Linked DNA regions of Homo sapiens: region 1 is linked to region 2. A link is a contact called in ENCODE Hi-C or POLR2A ChIA-PET data. All regions are on one chromosome and are shown on one strand. The core of a region is the stretch at or near the end of the contact, and the rest is flanking DNA. Distances in the headings are between cores, read along the strand shown.

Region 1 (6,392 bases), core at 2,072-4,571, 200 kb before region 2:
ATTATTTTTTCAGAAACTGTCAGGAAAATGCTAGCTGAGATGATGGCAAGGTTGTGATTGGGCAGGCTTGAGGCTCTGTGTGGTAGTTCTATGCTTAGGAAGACTTCAGGCTCTTTTTCAAGTTGTCAGATTCCCCTCTCCCACACTCCATCACCAGTCCCAAGTCAGTGAGTGGCTGCCAGCCAGGGTCCTCTGAGCTGCTGAAGGCTTCCCTTTCCACCCACACTGTGCAAAATGGGGATGGGACTTTCCAGGCACACAGCCTGAAGGCAGACAGCTTCTCCAACTTCCTGCTCCAGATTGGAGAATGATGTGCAATCCCTTACTATCAGCTCTTACATCTGGAAGGGTTTAAGTAGGGTCTATTACTAGAAAGTAAGCTTTATGTTAGAAGGTACTGAATACACAGGAACTTTTCCTGAGGATAGTGCGAATGAAGTCTTTGTTTGTTTGTTTCAATGAGCTGCCTGTAAGTGTCTTCTCTCTCTGGTTTTTTGTCCTCTCCTTCCAAGGTCCTTTTGGCCTTTTTGACCTTTTTTTTTTTCTTTTTTTGAAATGGAGTCTTGCTCTGTCACCCAGGCTGGAGTCAGTGGCCTGATCTCGGCTCTCACTGCAACCTCCACCTCCCGGGTTCAAACGATTCTCCTGCCTCAGCCTCCCAAGTAGCTGGGACTACAGGTGCACTGCACCACGCCCAGCTAATTTTTGTATTTTTTAGTAGAGATGGGGTTTCACCATATTGGCCAGGCTGATCTCAAACTCCTGACCTCAAGATCCACCTGCCTCGGCCTCCCAAAGTGCTAGGATTACAGGCGTGAGCCACCGTGCCAGACCCGACCTTTAACTTTAACTTACGGTTCAGGATCCCAGGCAATGGGCTCTTTTTGGAGCCCCATTATGATTTTCAGGTCCACCCAAGTGGAACAATGTCTTTGGTCATATTGACATTCTCAGACAGCATTCATTGTCCCACTATGCTCCCAGAGCCTTTGACCCTTTTTACTGGCTTCATCAGACTCTCTCCTAGGAAAAGGTGGAAATGGAGAGAGAGAGAGAGAGAGAGGGGAAGATGGTGGTGAGAAATCATCCACCATCCTACTTAGACTCACAGATGCCCATGACAGTGGGGGAGGCTGGGAGCTTCATGATCATCGCATCCAGTTGTTTGTGGATATCCAAGGTTTGGTGAACAGAGGAATATGTTGCAGGGGGTGATGGGGGGCTGTGAGTAGGTTGGGGGTGACGCCAGATCTGTACATATCACTTCAGCACTCTGTTTTATGTATTGGGACTTCCGGTAAGGTTTTGTTTAAGAAAAGATTCCTGCTGCTAGAAGAAATGGTTAAAGACAATAGATCCAGCCCAGCTCCATGCATGAAGTCATCATGCAGCTTCTTCTCAGATCCCTCCAGTGACAGGGAGCTCATTACCATTCCATATTTGGTTGTAATAATATATTGTATAGAGCAGAAATCTGCTTCCCTGGGGCTCCTACCCATTTGTCCCAGTTCTGCTTTCTGGAGACAGACAGAAATAGTTTAAACCAATTTCCAGCTTTCAGCTCCATCAGAGCAGAAACTTTGTCAGTCTGGTTCTTTGGTGACTCTCTGGAGCAATGGCTGGCACAGAGTGGAAGCTTAATAAGTGATACTCGAATAAATTAATGAATGAGGAGCTTCATGTATCTGTTGTAGGATTACCATATGATTTAAGTCTTCAAGACTGGCACACCTAAGAGCTCACATGGTGGAAACCTCCTCACCCCTCCTCAACCTGGATCCTCTCTGTCAAAGGAGTTCTGGATGGAGAGGCGTATGCTAAGGATCTTTGGGCAAGGGGCAAGGACCCTTGGGATTTAATTTATCTACCAAGTGCTTCTGAAAAAAAGCTGTACAAAAAATGCACTGCATAAAAGCAACTTGATAATCCTGATGAAAGCAACCAGACCCTTATCAGGGAATGAGCTATGACCCTGGCATGAGGGTCAGACATCATCGATGGTCACCAATGTAGTAAGACTTGAGAGGCACTGGAAAGTCTCACCGGCTCCCGTGGTAAGACCAGAAACTTCACCATCAGAGAGTCATTACTTTGGGTAAAGTACTTCTCTCTCCTTTAAATGTAATTAGCGGACATAGTGAGTTGCCAATATCTTGGAGTGAATTCGCTGACCTAACTCTTTTCTTTAAGGATAAGGGACCTTAATGATGCTGGATTCTGGGGAAGAACCAGGCCTCAGAGAGAGAAGGGGCAAAATCTGCTGAGCTAGAGGGTGGAAGGAAAGTACATTTTGTTTAACTGGATAAATATTCAGGCCCCTGCAAGCTGCTTCAGTGTGGAAAAGACAATTTGGGGTGGGGGAACGGTAGTCTGGCCCCACATAAACCCTTTAAAATTGCAGACTCCCCCATCCCCCGCCACTGAGAGTCTTCCACATGAATTTGATGTAATGGGAGTAGCACACTCACACATTTTGGAAGATAAGAGCTGAATGTGTTTAAATAACTATCAGGCTGGCGGGAAAGATATCCAGGCTTGCCTGGAGCCACCTTTTCACCACAGAAGGGAAAAACCTAACCCTGACAAGCACGTGGCTGATTATTAGCCGTGTGATGAAGTGTTACTTCCTGTGCAGGACATTCGCATTTCTTGAGAAACTCTTTCTCAATCATAGTGAGTGATATTTTTAGAAAATGAAGGCCTTTGTTTTCTTCCTCTATGTGTATGCTCCCCGCTTCCCTTCACTTCCCCCAAGTCCCATACCCTACCCCAGAGAAGAGATTTAATGAGGGAGTGCATGTCCCCACATGGGGTGGGGGGAGGAGAGTGGGCAGACAATCAGAAAAATGCAATTTACCTGCCCTAGTAGAACTTGAATCACCATACAGACATCTCTTTCATAGTTTTTGCAGCCAAATGTTGCTTTCCTTTCTTGTTTTCCTTCCAGATAATGCAGCTAATATCTTTTCCTTGTGGGGTTGTATTTACTATTCTGAGATCACATTAACATTACTCATTTAACAATCTGCAATGTTTTGAAACCGACATGTCTCACCATATCCCAGAATGGGGTTTTTTTCTCCGCCTGATGCTTTGATTGATAAGGACCGCCCATGACCATGACCTTTAAGATGCATAGTCCAGAGGGCATGGGGTTTGGGCGAAAGGCGGCAAAGGCCTCCCTATCAGCAGGATCACTGTGAGCTCCTGCTCAACAAATGACAGTGCACACTTCACTGCAGATTGGATGCTTTCTGAACTGGTGGAGGCTCAGGAAGCTGCTCTGAGCTGCCCAGACTGAGCAACTGAAACTAAAAGTGAAGCCGTCAAACGCAGCTTCCTGAGCTTTCAGTTCTGGTTGATTTGATGGAGAGTGGGGTGCTATGTTCTCTAACTGTTTTATGGCAGGATCTGTGCACAGGGGTGAGAGTAAAGACTATTAAGAGATCATCCCCACCCTGAAGGAGTTTTCAGTCTAGCAGAGAGACAGACATGTAAATAAGTGTGGTAGATGCCTTCCGAAGATATATACACTGTGGCAGATCGGAGAAAGTGGGCAGTTCTCTAAGGAGGGGAGAGGAGTTGGGGGGATGGGGAAAGTTATAGAAGACTAAAGAGAGAATGCTTGGACTAGGCCTTCATGAAGAAGTAGGCGCTGTCTAGGTGGGAATGAAACGCAAGTGTATTTTTTTTTTTTTGCCTTTGCAAATACATTGAAAAGCATGATGCTCTGGGGGAACTTCTAGAACTCTGATGGCCAGAGTATAAGTTGGAGAGAAGGAAGGGGGAAGAGCAGAGATGAAATATAGGAGGCAGATCACAGAGCCCCCTGCAGGCCCTACAATGGGGTTTTTATTCTACCACATAGGCAATGGGAAGCTACTGGCTAGACTTTAAGTAAGGCAGAGGCTTATTAGACTTTCATTTTAAAAAGGTCGCTTGAGTATCTGTGGGGAGAATAAGCCTGGTTGAGACAGAAGGCAAGAAAAGTAGTTGGGAGGCTGTTAAAATAATTCAAGAAAGATGTGAAGTTTGCAAATAAGGGAGTGGAAGAGTGGAAGGATTAGAGAAGGAGAGAATTACCAAGATTTGGTGATTGGGTAGTAGAGGGAGAGGGTTGAGAGTTAAAGGAAAACGAGACATGTAAGATGCCACCCAGGATTCTGGTTTGAGTGACTATAGAAGACATGGAACGAAAGGGGTGTAAGACAACTAATTCTGTGTTGTGCATGTTGAATTTGAGATGCTTGTGGGACACCGAAGTGGAGAGGCCCAATGTGCAGTTGCTTATGTGGGTTTGACGCACAAAAGATAGGTCAGGGATGAGGAGAAAAACATGAGAGCCATTGGTGAGCAGGTGGCTGTTGAAAGCATGGCAGGGGAGGCCCTGTCCTGTGGGAAGGGCAGAAGGTCAAGGACAGTCCCTCAATTCGTCAACTCAAAGTTGTGGGCAAAGATGGAAGAGCCAGAAAGGGCAACTGCCAAGGAGAAGAGGAGAAATTTGTGTCAAGGAAGGCAGGAGAGAGGGTTTCAAGAGGATAAGACTGGTCCACAGTGTCACACGCTTCAGGGAGGCCAGTGAGACGAAGACTAAAAGCATGCACTGGATAGAGCACTTGGTGATCTTGATGCAGTGAAGCCACAGTGTGGCCCTGGGTGTGGAGGTGAAATTAGCATAGGTGGAAATGGGAGGTGAGTGAGTGGAGGCAATGCACGCGGAAGGCTTGCCCAGGAGAAGGAGGAAAGAGCTTCACCAAAATATTTAGAACTACTGATTTTGTCTGAAAGTTATTTCACAACCAAACAAGGCAGGGTAGTGTCATAGGACAAGAAAGGTGGATTTTGACTACTGAGAACTTCTCACTGTGTTGCAGGCCCTGGGCTGAGGGCTTTGGCATTACAGTCTTGAGTATTCTTTTATTGTATTCTGTCCTTTCATTTTCCTCCAAGATTTTGCAGCCACTCTCCCCTCCCTGCTCAGATTCTACCTCTGCTGTAGCTGGGCTTACACCGTAAGGGCATTTGAGGTCTAGATGAAATCTTAGAAATATAAGACTCTCTCAAAGTTTTTCAATAAGCAGGGCTAATACTAATAATCAATGCTAAACAGCAATCAACAATGTCATGATACCCTAATAAACCTTTAAAGAAGAACTTAGACAAGAAAGCTGTCAAAATGGAAATGGGGGTAGAGTCTTGGCCATGTCAGGGGAAACAAGCACAGAGACCCAGGGTGGTGAGCATGTGTCCTGGGAGGTGGTGGTGCCAGGTGTCCACCACGCTATGTGAGGCAGCCACGTTATTGTTTTGAACAGCGTATCCTCAACCTAGCCTCTTCTAATTGTATAATCACAAAGCTGTAATCACTGATTCCAAAGAGCTGGAAGCCTCAGACGATTGAAAAGTCAAAATGCAGATGTGACAGTAATACAGGAGACACACCTTCCTGTGTGCAGAGGTGGTGAAATGAGAGAATTAATGGTTGGAACAGTTGTCAGGGTTTCCAACTTCTCTAACTTGGAAGGAGTCATTAGGTGAATAAATAGCATACTCCCACTCACACCAGCAGAAGCCAGAATGACCTAGTGGGTAGATAGGGAGTAGCTGTAGTAATAGAACTTGTGTTTCCTCATTGAGTTTTTAATAGAGTTCAGGATCTATCTTTGCCCCTTGTCAGGGGCCACGTTCAGTCCCTCCCATCTCTCCTTCCAGCATCCTTCTTCCTTCGTAGAAAATGGCTTCTATATTTTAAGCCCAGAGTAAGTACCAGGCACAGCACTAAGCATACTGAATATATTCACTTACTTGCATTTTGCAGCCACCCTATGGGGTAGGTGACAACTATTATCCCCATTTTACAGCTGAAGAAACTGAGGTTTGAAAGATTAAGTAACTTGTTCAAGATACATTGCTAGGTGATGGCAAAGTCAGGATTCATATCTAGCTGTGTCTGAATTTTATACCTGTGCTTTTAATTGTTAAGTAACAAGCTATAGCCAAGATACAATCTTTGACTTTTGTTCTCAGTTGGCTGTTACTTCCTCTTAAAGTGTTACTTCCCCCCAATTTTTTTTTTTTTTGGAAACGGAGAGGACTTTAAGAATCTTGAATATTGTTCTGATATATAATGTATTCTTAAAAACATATGACAATCAAATGTATGGAGATCAAGCAATAAGACTCAGATCCTATTCAGTTAAGGGGTAGGAGGATTCCCAGAGATTTAAAAAATAGTTATAGAAATGCTGACTACGGCTTGCCTTTTGGATACTATATTTGACAATACAGTTCCAGAATTTCACCATGCTCTTTAATTTGTTCTTTGTCTTCATAATTGAACACACAATCAACCATCCTCCATTGAGCATCCAATTGAGGCTAAAGACTTGCCA
Region 2 (7,055 bases), core at 3,561-6,060:
GTCCTTGTCACAGGATCTGTGGACTCTCAATATTTATGAAATGAATGCATGAGTGAATAAATGCTCCTATCTGTTAACTAATTTCCCATACACAGTTACTTGAAATCTACAAAGCTGTCCAGCACCAGCTGTTATTCCAACAGGCCCATGCTATGCATCACGACAGAAGAATGATGTTGGATGTAGAGCGTGTTCAGCAAATAAAACTCATCAAACCAAATCTCACCAGGCGACCAATAAAAGAAAGATTAATACCTACATAATCAAGCCTGTGGTTTGTCTTACTTTAAAGTATGTGGATAGATTATCAGCTGTCACCCCCTAGTGGTAGAGAATATAATTATCAGGGCTGCTTGTTTCTGGTCAAAGGAAGGAAAAGAAGCCAGGAGATTTACAGAAAAGTGCATTTGCTACCAATCTCACAACCTTTAAATTGCATATACTATTCACACACACACGTACGTATATGTGTGAATTTAGAAGGAAAAAGCTTTATGAGTTACACCTTACTCTGATGATCTGGCTGTTTGTTAACTGCCTGGAAAACATAACATGAGATGTAAATAACTTGCTAAAAACTCGCTTTAAACTTTGTCTGCTTCCGTCATTACAATTCCTTATGAAATCCCTTCCTGAGAAAGAATTAAAATAGCTATTTATTCTCAAAGCCTCTTAGAGAAGAATATTGATTTCCTATTTAAAATTTGACATTTACTCTATGACGTGCGTAGAATTTCCAGAAAGCAAGGAAACCATGACGAAGTTACCCTAAAGCTTGATATAGATCAACTTTTTTAGATAAATTTCAGAAAACTACATTTTTTAAAGACAAAAAAAGTTAAATTCAGCCAAACTGCTACTTACAAATCATTAGTCGCAAAACAGCCAGTTGCTTAACTGAATTCAACCACATACATTTCCCTGCCTCCACCCAATCCTATTTTCCAAAACACCCACAGACACATATATTTGTATCTATGGGTATAGATTGTGGAAGACTTTAAAATAAACCATCCAAAATGATCTCTGATTCTGAAATCACTGGAAACAGAGAATACATTTCTCATACATACATTTAAATGTGGTATTTGACTCTCCCTCTTAGCTAGAGAGAGTTTATGTGGAATTTATAAGAAAGTTTATAGTCAGAAGTCCATCTGCTTATAGGTCTTGTTTGAAATGCTTGGTGTGTGTGTGTGCTAGCCACATTTTTTGGAGCACTCGTTGTTTACGGTGCATTGAGCTAGGCATTTAACCCTCCTAACCAACTTATGATATAAACAGTACTATCATAACCATCTTACAGATGAGCCTGCTCAGGCATATTAAATTCCTGGCACAATGTTACCAGCTACAGGGCTAGATCTTACTAGATCCCAATTGGTTGTCCTTCCATCATTAGCTTTTTCAGTTAATTGGCTCTGCTCAACAAGAAGCAGGAACTTAGTAAGTGCAATGATGTTGGTCATGAAGGGTGCTGGCAAGATTCAAAAGGCTTCAGGAAATATTCATTTCTTAGTGAATAAAAATTTCTTGGTGAAAATCTTCCTGCCTTAATGAAATAATGAACCTAATTAACAACTAAGGTCTTGTAAAGCATCAAAATTATCCTTTTTAGCATTATATTTTTATGTGTTATTACAAATCTGGATATGTTCTATAATTTTATTGTGTAACTAAATCTCAATTGTTATTTATTTTTTTGCCAGTGGCTTTTTTTTCTCCTAAATATAAAGAATGATTCCCTGTACCCTCTTTTAACTTCCCCAAAATAATCACTTAGTTTAATTAAGGGTTCTAGTTACTTTAGTACCAGTTAACCAACTTTTTACCCTATTTAATTTATATGGCTGTTGGAACTTTCCTATTTGTCTAGAAGAAAATTCCCATGGCCTGGAAAATTGCTTGCTTGCCTGGTGGGATTGCCAGTTACACGCTAATTATAGTATCTTTTATAATACATTAGATGGTGGTGGCTCCTTTATATATATATAAGTGAAACTCACAAAGACGTTCAGACCAGTGCATCAGTAAGGCTGAATAAGAAAGAAAAGTAACAGTCTTAAAGTATTACGGTATTACAAAAAAAACCAAATACCCATGAAGTAAAAATTTTGAAGAGTCTCAGGTGTGAAATCCTACATTCCAAGCATTAAGTTAAAAGGACAAAATACCACAGAACTGTCAGAATGGGTAGCCTTCTTTTGCACCAATGCTGAAATATCATTTTTTATACAACTAGTCTTTTGCTAGATATTTCAGATAATGACATCAAATTTGAGTAGGCTGTTTATCCACTTTGCCTATGGGGAAGAGACTGGTTTTTAAAAGAAATGAGTTTGTTTTCTTGTTATGGAAGAATTTAGGCATTGCCAGAAGTCTGGATGGAAATGTAGCTGTAAATATCCATGGTAAAAATAATATGCATGGTAGCTAAAAGAATGGATGAGAATTGGGATTGATTTTTCATTTCTGATGATCAAGCCATTATAGATCTCCCTTGATTGGGAACAAGCCATTTTTCCATAGTCTTTGTCAGATGATATTAAAAGTCTATGGTATCTTGCTATTATTGGCCGAGTGTTATCCTTTAATCTCCTGAAAATGGGCTACTAACATTCTGCAGCATTTAGGGTGGAGAGCCTTGCACTATTCCAGATCTCTAACCTTTTTCATCACTTAAACCAGAGCTAGTGTTGAATACAAAAGGACTCAGATAAATATATCTCAGGCATGTGTGAGGCAAAAAATGAAACCTTCTTCTTGGGAGTATTATTCAGAAGGTTAAGTTTATCAGAAAAAAATTTACCTCCAAACGCTAGACCTGGGTGCTGGTCTTGCCATTTCCTTCGTCAGTCCTTTATCCTCCCTGGACCTCAATTATTTCACCCACCAATGCAGAGACACATGCTCATCTGTGAGTGAAGAAGATCATGTCTAAATAGTCCTTCCCAAATCTCAGCAAGTCCTATAAACTAAGATCTTTCTTAGTCTGTCATTAGCCAGTCATTCTTTAAGTTGGTTTCTCTATTTAGTTTCCAAAATACCCCTTTCCACCCTCTGAAATGGTCTTATTTATTTGTCAGATTTTATTGTCTATCTCTGCTTCTGGAATTCAAGCTCCATGCATTCAGGAACCCATCTTGTTCATTGCTGTATCCAGAGGGTCTGAAACAGTGTCTGATGCATGGGAGGATTCAAGAAGTAATGTTGAAGACATGAATAAATAAGTTTCCTCAATAAATAATACTGAATACTAAAAGAAGAAATGTATGATTGATGAGTTTTCACTCTTCTGAATGAGGTTATTCTAATGTCCCTTGTTAGCAGATGACTTTGTGAGAAGAGATTAAAACAGCTTAAGGAGGCTGCCCAGAGCTTGCACTCTGCAATGACAACACTAATTTTGTTCTGATTTCCAGTATACTTCCTTGCTTAGGGGAGAAATGTCCTATTTCACTGTCCTTCTGAGGCAGGCTTTCCTACTTCAAGTGGAGCCGGTTCCGTGCAGTCTTCCAAGTAGGTAAAGTCATTGACTGCTTTCAGTGCTTTCCCTGCTAGTCTCAGTCCCACCGACATCTAATTATATTAATATGCCAGAGAGAAAATGCAAGAAGGCTCTTCATTCTAGGATGAATGAATTGTTCAGGCCCTTCCTAAGAGGAAGTATCAATTTAGAGCAGGGACAACACACAGTCCTTGAGCACCTGAGGTTAAGTATACCCACAAACGTTTGTAAGCATTGTGATAAAGTTGCACATTAGCCCCACCAAAACCTCTCCACCCATCAGTTGATTTGTTTTTCATTTGATTGTTGTTTCTCCAATTTACAGGGAGAAAAAAAAAATAAGGTTTGCTGTGTTGAAGCACCACTGAGCAATCTTAGACCCGAAGCATATCTTACTGATTATCTAATTCAATGTTTCCCAAACTTGTCTGAACAAAAAAATCACCCAAGGTGCTGGTTAAAATATCAATTCTCAGGCCTCACCCTGCTGATTCGGATTCCGACAGGTTTGGGTGAGGCCAAGTGCATTCAGATTTTTTTAACACGTGCCCCAGGTGATCCTTATGTTCAAGCAGGTTTAGGAAACACTAACACACACATTTTCATTTACTAGCAGAAGAAACTAAGTCTGAGAAAGCCCTGAAAGTACATCTGGGTCACACAGCTCACTAAGAATCTTCAGTTCCTGGACCTGGATTCTTTCCCTTGTACCAGCCTGCCTCCACTAAATCTCCATCCCACTAAAAAACTATAAAAATACACACAAGGAAACTAAGCACCCCCAAAACGCCTTAACTTCCTCTGTATTTCCAAATGAAAATGTTAGCTGACTTATTTCAATATTTCCTTGTTGTGAAAACATTTTTTTTAACTCCAATCATAATGTGTGTTTGGCCTGGATTGGGGTCCAGGATTTAAAGGCAAGCTCTACCGATGCCATCTCAGGATGCTCTCAACCTGACTTGGAGCTCTGTGGAGTTGACCTTCTGCTTCTTAAATCCAAATCTGGATCGTCATCAAGTATCACTTGGTTTATCTGGTGAGTAAAGAATCCAGCGAGGTAGGTGTTCAGAGCCACTTTTTCATCATCAGGAACTAAAAGCAATTACTAATCTGTTTTCACTAATGCAGTCCATCTGTGCATGAGCAATTTGTGTGGTTTTCCTAAGAAGGACATCATATTCTCTGTTTTTTTAAATGCTTAATACTTGCAATCAGAGGGACAGAAATATCCAGCCAGCCCCAATTCTTATAAAACAGAGCTGAAAGCAGGTGATTCAGCTGACTTTAGATGACTCAGCCCGCCTCGATGGCCAAAGTTGGTGAGTCATTTGTCTACTGTCTGAGAGAATTCATTTCAGGAACCCAAATTTCAGGGGCCTCCAAAACTCATTAAACTGTTTAGTAACTCATTACTTCTATTGGAGTTATTGTAGCCTTTCCTTTACCTCAGTTTTTATTCCTGTTCAAACAAATCCAAATCAAACTTCATATCAAGCAGTAGGTTCTACAAGGAACAGTCCATGATCTAGGATGAATTTGAAGTTCCTTTTGGTTTGATTTCCCTGATAATCTGAGTTTTTAGGGAAAACCCAAAGTGTGGAGTGGTTTTGCTGTGGACAAATCCTTAAGTTTGTTAAATCTCATGATAAATGAAAAGTGAGAGGAGTTAATGCCTAATTTGGGTTTACTGGGAAAGATCTCCATGTACATTTTAGGGCTTTCAAGAGAATATTCTGGGGACTGAAACTTTTTCATATTATTTGAGATAAAGAAGTGGTCTTCTTCCTGATTTTCATCAATCTTACTGATATATTTGGAAATCTTTTAGGGCCTGATACTTATCCTAATTGGCTCTTGCAAAATTGCCCGTCTTCTGTCATTATAATAATGGTAATAGTTGCTATCATTTGTTGTGCATTTACATTTTACCCAACATCAGGCTAAACTGAAAATATGGAGGTATTAATATACTCACAATGGTCTTAAAAGGCAGTGGTCTTTTAAAAGATTTCAAGGTATTAATTGTTTAAGTAAGGGGCTTAGAAAAAGAACCCAGGAAATGTCAATGGTCAATCCATCTGTGCTAGGTTTGTAAATACTAAGGTACCCATTTCAGTGAAATTCTTCCTGGAAATCAGACTCCAAGACAGAAAAACAGAAGTCCCTCAAACTATAGGAGCAGCCCTGACCTGCTGTCATTCCTAAGGTTGCTTCCTGCTATGGAAGATTGAATTCAGGGTTGAATTAACAAAGTATTGGCTCAAATTACTTCTGAAGCACATGAGTAAAATGTCTGGGACCAAATGATGGAGACAATATGGGAAACAAGAAACTGCTCTCCTAAAAACTGCTCTCCTAAAATATCTTATTTGCCCCTCAGCTCCCAGCAATGCTAATCCGGACAAAGGCTGGACCCCTCACCTCCAGAGCCCATGTTCACAGGGCCACGGCTTGCAGGTTTAACCTGCATCCACTCATGAACAATACTGCTGGAAGTCTCAAGTGGCAGACAAATCACAGTAAACCAGACTAAAAAATAGCTTAAACATCTTCCAACACTTTATTTTTACAGATGTGAAAGCTGGGATCCCAAAAAGTGATTTGCCCATGCTCACAGTATGTTTTTGTGACCAACTGTAAGTTACCTCAGGTCTCTCATTCTTCTTTCAATACCAAACCCTGCCTTTGTCAGTTTTGGATCTCAATATCACTATTGGAGTTTCTATTTGCATTGGGTACTTTAAAAAAAAAAAGGCAAACAAACAAACAAACAAAAACCCAAATGCTATTTAAACCTCTCTACTTAAAATGGCAGACTGGAGAACTTATCAGATGGCTGTTTTTAGGAAAATCTTTCTTAAAATAATACCCATTCTTATCCTATTCTTATATCCAGAAGCTCATCCTCTGTCTTGCTTTGTCTTTGTCAACAAAAGATTATTTTGTTGTGCAAACCCTTTTGCCTAGAGGCTCATCATAAACATTCACTCCCAGAAATATACTGAGATCTGCATCGTGGCATTGGTTGGAACCATCAAAAATAGGGTAGACCCATCAGTAGGAGACTGGTCAAAAAAGATGCATTAGACTATGCATTAGACTATTAACAGCATTAGACTATTAACAGCATAGACTATGTTGCTGTTAAAAAAATAAGAGGAAAGATCTCTACTTATTGATATAAGCAAATGTTCAGGATATGATATGAAGCGAAACAAGAACAGGATGCATGTATGTAGGATGATTCTGTGTGAGTTTGTTAAGTGTTTATATTTATATACACATAACTTTGTTTCTGCATAGACAATTCTGGAAGGACCCTCAAGAGAAGTACTGTTTTTACTATTAGCATTATTATTTGATAAGAATTTCTTAAGTAGGAAGAAAGAGCAGGGGGGAGAAAGCCACTGTGTTTCTTTACTTCTAGGGCTGTTGGCCAAAATTAATAGATTTGACCTATTTGTAAAAAGAAGTTAGTCCTCCCAGGCAGGGCTGCTGGAACTACAACCAGGGAAATGTGATAGAGACAGATGGTGAAGCATTT

What was found. Hi-C counts contacts between places; a loop is a spot of excess contacts on that map. ChIA-PET counts read pairs that join two places held with the same protein, here RNA polymerase II (POLR2A). Pooled maps may share reads with other maps.
Region 1: a loop to region 2 is called in a pooled map, with 4 times the contacts of the local background. The contact joins two enhancer-like sites. A Hi-C loop is called at or near these places in 7 of 50 pooled maps. POLR2A ChIA-PET finds 5 or more read pairs at or near these places in 2 of 52 experiments (activated CD4-positive, alpha-beta T cell and activated naive CD4-positive, alpha-beta T cell).

Annotation. Positions count from the first base shown.
Region 1 is chr10:62,634,445-62,640,836 of GRCh38, reverse strand. All of the region lies in intron 1 of LOC105378327 (a long non-coding RNA gene), which reads left to right. Among named protein-coding and RNA genes, the nearest start is that of ADO, 170 kb to the left of the region's middle. RefSeq lists enhancers at 185-254, 2,696-2,925, 2,936-3,175, 3,466-3,555. Within about 2 kb of position 3,321, at least 20 of the 41 ENCODE cell types and tissues checked have a DNase peak (open chromatin) inside an H3K27ac peak, as active enhancers do.
Region 2 is chr10:62,431,071-62,438,125 of GRCh38, reverse strand. It overlaps a transcript of ZNF365 not described here. Among named protein-coding and RNA genes, the nearest start is that of ZNF365, 60 kb to the right of the region's middle. Within about 2 kb of position 4,810, at least 7 of the 41 ENCODE cell types and tissues checked have a DNase peak (open chromatin) inside an H3K27ac peak, as active enhancers do.